2 separate regions of the Homo sapiens genome follow, and region 1 is linked to region 2. The links are chromatin contacts, found by Hi-C or POLR2A ChIA-PET in ENCODE. All regions are on one chromosome and are shown on one strand. The core of a region is the stretch at or near the end of the contact, and the rest is flanking DNA. Distances in the headings are between cores, read along the strand shown.

What was found. Hi-C counts contacts between places; a loop is a spot of excess contacts on that map. ChIA-PET counts read pairs that join two places held with the same protein, here RNA polymerase II (POLR2A). Pooled maps may share reads with other maps.
Region 1: a map of Panc1 shows a loop between it and region 2 (4-fold over the local background). The contact joins the enhancer-like site here to the promoter of MGA in region 2. A Hi-C loop is called at or near these places in 3 of 168 maps with a recorded cell type or tissue (Caco-2, Panc1 and naive thymus-derived CD4-positive, alpha-beta T cell) and 4 of 50 pooled maps. POLR2A ChIA-PET finds 5 or more read pairs at or near these places in 8 of 52 experiments (Caco-2, K562, Panc1 and 4 more).

The regions. Positions count from the first base shown.
Region 1 is chr15:41,584,347-41,587,426 of GRCh38, forward strand. No RefSeq gene overlaps it. Among named protein-coding and RNA genes, the nearest start is that of TYRO3, 27 kb to the left of the region's middle. RefSeq lists a silencer at 1,123-1,232. Within about 2 kb of position 1,490, at least 22 of the 41 ENCODE cell types and tissues checked have a DNase peak (open chromatin) inside an H3K27ac peak, as active enhancers do; they include Panc1, where a contact is called at or near this core.
Region 2 is chr15:41,659,018-41,662,234 of GRCh38, forward strand. MGA (MAX dimerization protein MGA) reads left to right here and starts at 1,388. Exons shown (of 24, transcript NM_001400225.1): 1 at 1,388-1,508.

The DNA of each region.
Region 1 (3,080 bases), core at 240-2,739, 75 kb before region 2:
AAAAAAAAGGCCTGGCGCGGTGGCTCACGCCTGTAATCCCAGCACTTTGGGAGGCCGAGGCGGGCGGATCACGAGGTCAGGAGATTGAGACCATCCCGGCTAACACAGTGAAACCCCGTCTCTACTAAAAATACAAAAAATTAGCCGGGCGTGGTGGCAGGCGCCTGTAATCCCAGCTACTGGGGAGGCTGAGACAGGAGAATTGCGTGAACCCGGGAGGGGAAGCTTGCGGTGAGCTGAGACTGAGCCGCTGCACTCCAGCCTGGCCTGCAGAGCGAGACTCCATAAAAAAAAAAAGAAAAAAAAATTATCTCTCCCCCTTCCCTTTCCTCTCCATATAAGTTGTGTGCACACAGGGACCTGTCTTTTTTATTATGGTATCCTCAGCGCTTTCGCACTTCGTAGGCACTCAATGAATATTCATTAATTGGGTGTGGGGGTAAGGGAAAGGAGGGGTCTAGTAAAATTTATAACTGGCGATTTGGTGGTTGGTGAGAGTATTGAGTGCGTGCCTAGGGCGCACAGGGGAAAACACTGGTAATATTTACTTCACGAGACCTTTTTAGAATTAACTAAAAGTATCTAAGGGCCTAGAAGAGTTCCTGACAATTGGCCAAAGTTCAGTAAATCTTAGAGAACACTCCTCCCCTTTTCTCCAAATTCCTCAGTTTTTCCCCAGGGTAGAGCAAGAGCAAAGGAGAGAAGCCTTTTGGGCCCTCCCTAAGCCACAGACAGGTTGGGGAAGCCTCTGGATCATTAAAAGGCAGAAAATAATTTTACATTTGGTCCTCTAAAACCCCACAAGCCCCAAATCAGAAGGCTGTGCCTGGACTTAGCTCGAGCGAGCCCAGAAGCACCTGGTGGGATACGCAGCTGTGCCCCAGGCATTTCTACCCACGGGCTCCGGCCAGAGAGGCTCGCGCTAGGCGGGCTGGGCCCGCGGGACGAATCCTCACCTCTGCGGCCCACTCGAGAGCGGGGCCACACGCGGGCGTCACACGCGCGGTCACGAGCCGGTTTGCCCCGCCGGGGCTTGGCCGAGGCCGCTCGGCGGCGGGCAGGGAAAGGCTTGGCCTGGCCGGCGGGACACCAGCGCCTTTGTCCGCGGCGCAGAAGGGCCCCAGCTGCGGACAGAGCCGGCGCCCTGCAGGCCGCGGGGAGGAGCGCGGCGGGCGCAGGCGGTGGCGGCCCGTGGGCGCGGGGCCCCTGCAGGGACGGGGACAGACGCGCACGGAGCGGGAGCCCGGCAGCTCCGGGTCTACGGGATCCATCCTCCCAAGGGTGCCCGAGAACACTCCATCGTCGCGGAATGCCCGCGCTTCTTTCGTTAAAGCTGTCTTTGAGTTTGCCTCCTCTGGTGGTAAAAGTTAATTCCACAAGTATTGACTTGGCCCAGAGTAATAGCAAAGAACCGTGAGCCTCCCGTTTTTACGCCCTAGGGGCTCACGCTCTTGGAAACGACGAAAGCGTTGCCTGTTTGTCAAGAAAACTAAGGAAAAACAGAGAAGAAAGCTAAGACGCTCTACAGACAGTAAGCGCCCTGGAAGGGAGATGAGAGCTAGGTGGGTGGGGCCACGTGGCCGAAGTGGAAAAGGCCCTAGTGGTGGGGCTGGGAGCTGTGGGATGCCACATGCCAACAAAGTCAGCAAATGCCTACGGGGCAAAACGAAGATGAAGAGTCCGAGGGAATCCCTAAAGCCAAAAACCACAGAATGTTTGGTAATCATTACCATTCAACAAACAAACTTTCCCTCAATATATTTTTTAAGGTTGACAGAAATAACCCTTTATTAAAATGAAATGTATATAACAACATATAACGTGGATGAAAACAATACATGTGATCCTTAAACTATTTAAAATTTCTTTTCTTTTCTTTTCTTTTTTTTTGAGACAGAGTCTCGCTCTGTCGCCCAGGCTAGAGTGCAGTGGCTGTCGGCTCACTGCAACCTCCACCTCCCTGGTTCAAGCGATTCTTGTGTCTCGGTCTCCCAGCACTTTGGGAGGCCGAGGCGGGCGGATCACCTGAGGTCAAGAGTTCAAGACCAGCCTGGCCAATATGGTGAAACCCCGTCTCTACTAAAAATACAAAAATTAGCCAGGCATGGTGGTGAACGCCTGTAGTCCCAGCTAGTCGGGAAGCTGAGGCAGGAGAATCTCTTGAACCTGGAAGGTGGAGGTTGTAGTGAGCTGAAATCATGCCACTGAACTCCAGCCTGGGTGACAGAGGGAGACTCTGTCTTAAAAAAAAAAAAAAAAAAAAAAAAAAAAGGTAAGACCTGCTGGGCTGCATTCCCAGTAAGTTAAGGCATTCTTAATCACAGGATGAGATAGGAGGTCAGCACGAGATACAGGTCATAAATACCTTGTTTTTTGTTTGTTTGTTTTTGAGATGGAGTCTCACTCTGTCACTCAGTTGCCCAGACTGGAGTGCAGTGGCGCAATCTCGGCTCACTGCAACCTCTGCTTCCTGGGTTCAAGAGATTCTCCCGCCTCAGCTTCCCGAGTAGCTGGGATTACAGGCATCCACCATCAGGCCCGGCTAATTTTTGTATTTTTGTAGAGGCAGGGTTTTACCATGTTGGCCAGGCTGGTCTTGAACCCCTGACGTCAGGTGATCCTCCGGCCTCAGCCTCCCAAAGTGCTGGGATTATAGGCATGAGCCACTGCGCCGGCCAGACCTTGTTGATAAAACAAGTTGCAGTAAAAAAACCGGCTAAAACCCACCAAAACCAAGATGGCGATGAGAGTGACCTCTGGTCGTCCTCACTGCTACACTCCCACCAGCACCATGACAGCTTACAAATGCTATGGCAACATCAGAAGTTACCCTATATGGTCTAAAAAGGAGAGGCATGAATAATCCACCCCGTGTTTAGCATATCATCAAGAACTAACCATAAAAATGGGCAACCAGAAGCCCTTGGGGCTGTTTTGTCTATGGAGTAGCCATTCTTTTATTCCTTTACTTTCCTTATAAACTTGTTTTCACTTTATGATCTCGCTCTGAATTCTCTTTTGCAAGATCCAGGAACCCTCTCTTGGGATCTGGACTGGGACTCCTTTCCAGTAATGTAACC
Region 2 (3,217 bases), core at 138-2,637:
TTCTGACAGGGCAGCTTGTAGGAAAGAAGTTCTTGGGTTCAGGGAAGAGGAGGAAGGTGTTAAACTGTTACTTTTCAATTTTGCCTAGGATCTTGAATGCTCTTGCTGACCGTGCCTGACTTGGGGTTTCAGAATGCCTTCAGAAGTCTCTAAAGTAGCCTACACGTTTTCTAGTTCAGACTATTCCAGCAGTTTCTGTCAATGTTGTTGTATATCTCCTCAGGAAGAGCAAAGTGTAGAGAAATATGACCTTCCTAAGTAAAAAGTAGGTCAGATCAGTAGTGTTGGATAAGCCTCCTTCTGTTGACTCCTTCCTTAGTCTTCTCATTCTCCTTCATAGTGTTTTGTATTGTCACATAGCATGTCACGTAGTAGGTTCTCAGTGCTTGCTAATTCTTATCAAAGAAGGCAGTTTTGGATCATTGACCACAAAATCTGCTCTCCTACTCCCTACTTCTTTTTTGCCTTTTAAGAAACTACGCTTCCTTTTTACTGGTGTCAGGAGCACAGAAGAAAGAACAGCTGGTAAGGAGTAGAGAAGGAGAAAGAAAACTACTTTTTGAAGGTTAGGAGAAATACTGTCCATTGATTTACTTCAGCAACTGCCTGACACATAATAGATATTCACTAATACTTTCTTTGCACCTCATAGCTTAAATGTCTTGAAGAAACAAAAATTGAATGCACAGGATCAAGGCACTAAAGCTTAGATAACACACTCCTGCATCGTTTCCCTGTTTTATCAAGATATCTTTCATCTTTATATCCGGCAATTTAGTGGCAACTCTTCGCTTTCCAACTGCGCACTGAGTCTTTCGGTCTCCTCCCCATTTTCCTAGTCGTCTTCGGTTGTGGATGTTGTAAACTCGACCATCCGTCTCTCAAGGTCTTTGGCTTCAAGGTTTCCCAATGCTCTGGAGCTGTCCAAGCCCCGGTACTCCGGGGTGGAAGACCTCAGATTCATTTGACGGGCTTGTGGAGGTTGGGGGTCTGCGGAGCCCCGTGTGGGTGGGGCTGGGCGCGGCCGGGGCGGAGCCGGCGAGGAGCCCTAGGGAAAGGGTGAAAGGCACAGTTGAGAAAGGCCCGCCGGGCATTGGTTTCACAGTTTCCACGAAGGCTTCGTGTGCAAGCCTGAGGAGTTTAGGTGCCTCCCTCCTGCCTCGCCTTTCTTGGTTCTAGAACCTTCAGTAGGCTTTTCTGGGTTGCAGGGACCCGGAAAAGCAGCGGCTTCCACTCGGGGGGCGGGTCCCAAGGGTCTTGCTGCTGCTCTGGGGCCGTTTGGACTCCTGGTGTTGGGGGAGGGGTCAGGGAGGTGCTGCTCGCGTCTCCTTTTGCGCCTGCGCGGCGGGCTCCGAGCGGGTAGGAGCGCGTGCGCGGTGACGTGGACGTCCGGTGCGCGCGCGCAGGCTCTTCAGCTGGAGCGGACACACGGTGTGCGAACCGAACAGAATAACCCGCCCCCAGCGGGATGTGAAGGACTCCGGGTGAGGCCGGCCACGCCCCGCACGGTAACTCTCGGGCCTGGGTGGAGGGCATCGCTTAGTACTGGCCCGATTGGAGTTTTTCGAGAGTTTGAAGCTCTTGTGTATTTGAACGGCGTGAGAAACGTTCCGCTGAGAGAGCTTCGCACGCCCTCGCCAGGCCGGGCCTTGCGCAGGGCCGCCTTTGGCGCGCCCCTGTGGTCCCTGAGCGAGGCTGCGCATGTCACCTCGCGCGCGTCCCCGGCCTCACTTCCGCGTCGCTCAGCTACCTAACTGGGAACATCGACGCCAGAGAGAGCGGCCACGAGGCGGGAGGGGTGAGAAGCGCCCATGGCTCGGCCCTGCCCTCGCGTGTGTGGGGTGCCGCTCCGCGTGGTACGGTCCGCGTGACGACTTCTCGCCCGGCGCCGGGCTCTAGGTCGAGAGCCACGCTTACGCGCTTTTCAGTTTAGAGCCTAGGTCTCGTGGTTCTAGAACTCCAAGGGAAACGGTGTCGGCGTCGCTTTTCTGAGAACTTGGCGCAGCGTTTTGACACCTGTGCAAACGTCTTTTCTAACAAGTAATTTCCGGCCAAATTGTTTGAGGCAGGACGTCAAGTTTAATAAAGGAGGGCGAGGAAGTGAGCTGTAGGAGTGGGGACTTGGTAAACAAAGGACCGGTGGTGTGTAAGTGCAGAAATGAGGGAGGGGAAAACAGGTGGGAAGAGCAGGTGTTATTTTCTTTATTCCTCTGTGGGGCAGCCTTTTACCTAGTTCTGTTTATGGGGTTTCCCGTTTCTGTTAAATGGTCAAGTAGGTCTCTGCCCTCAGTGCAAGGTATCTGGGACATTAACATCACCCCCCCACCGCCCCCCCAAAGCTCCAGTAGCCAAAGTTGAGGGATCTATGTGTCAGAAGAATATGGGGAAACTAGGGATCGTTTCAGACTGGGTCGGGAGTGCAAAAGTGGTAGTGTCTTGCTGTACAGATTTTTGCCTTGCCTTTCGAACCCTGGGAATGCCTTCTTTCTCTGGCCGGGGTGGAAGCAGGAACGGGTAAATGAGGTCTGAAAGGAGGGGTTACTGATGGCAGACCAACACGAGAAACCAAAGTGCACTCTTTTATTGGGAAGATAACTTTCCCAAGGTTCGCCTCGCCGGAGCAAACACGTGGATCATGAGAAGTCTCGAGCCCACCCGCGCGTGTTGTTGTAGAGCTTGCCAGGCTTATGCGGCTGAGTCCCTGGTTAACAACTGCTTGCTCTGTTCGTTCTTTTTGGGCACGATGCCGCGGCTAGGCTGCAGGGAAAGTGCCTGGGGGCGGCGTGACGGCTGCTGGGAAGGGGGTTGGCAGGGGAGGGTCTGGTGGCTGGTTCTGTAGTCTCCAAGGTAACAGAACGCGGCTGGGTCCCGCAGAGCGATCATCGGGTTCCGGCCGGCGGCACGTGATCTGTCGGGACTCTTCCCCGGAAGAGCTTTCCTTGCGGCATTTTTTCACGTGGTTCTTGGCCAGCTGTCCTTTGCAGTTGAAAAGCGGCGGTTTGTGGGTCATTAATAGTCGACGGCGTCTGCTCCTCTCGGGGAAGGCAGTGAGACCGAGCCTTTTACTTTCCTGCGTATCGGAACAGCGCTAGTGTTTCTTGCCGCCAACGGTTGTTTCTAGCGTTTGTGTGGGTTAAGTGGGTTGGGTCCACTTTACAGAAAACACAGGCTAAAGACTTGAGGAAATTCAGTGCCCTGGGTACCTTGGCATACTTAC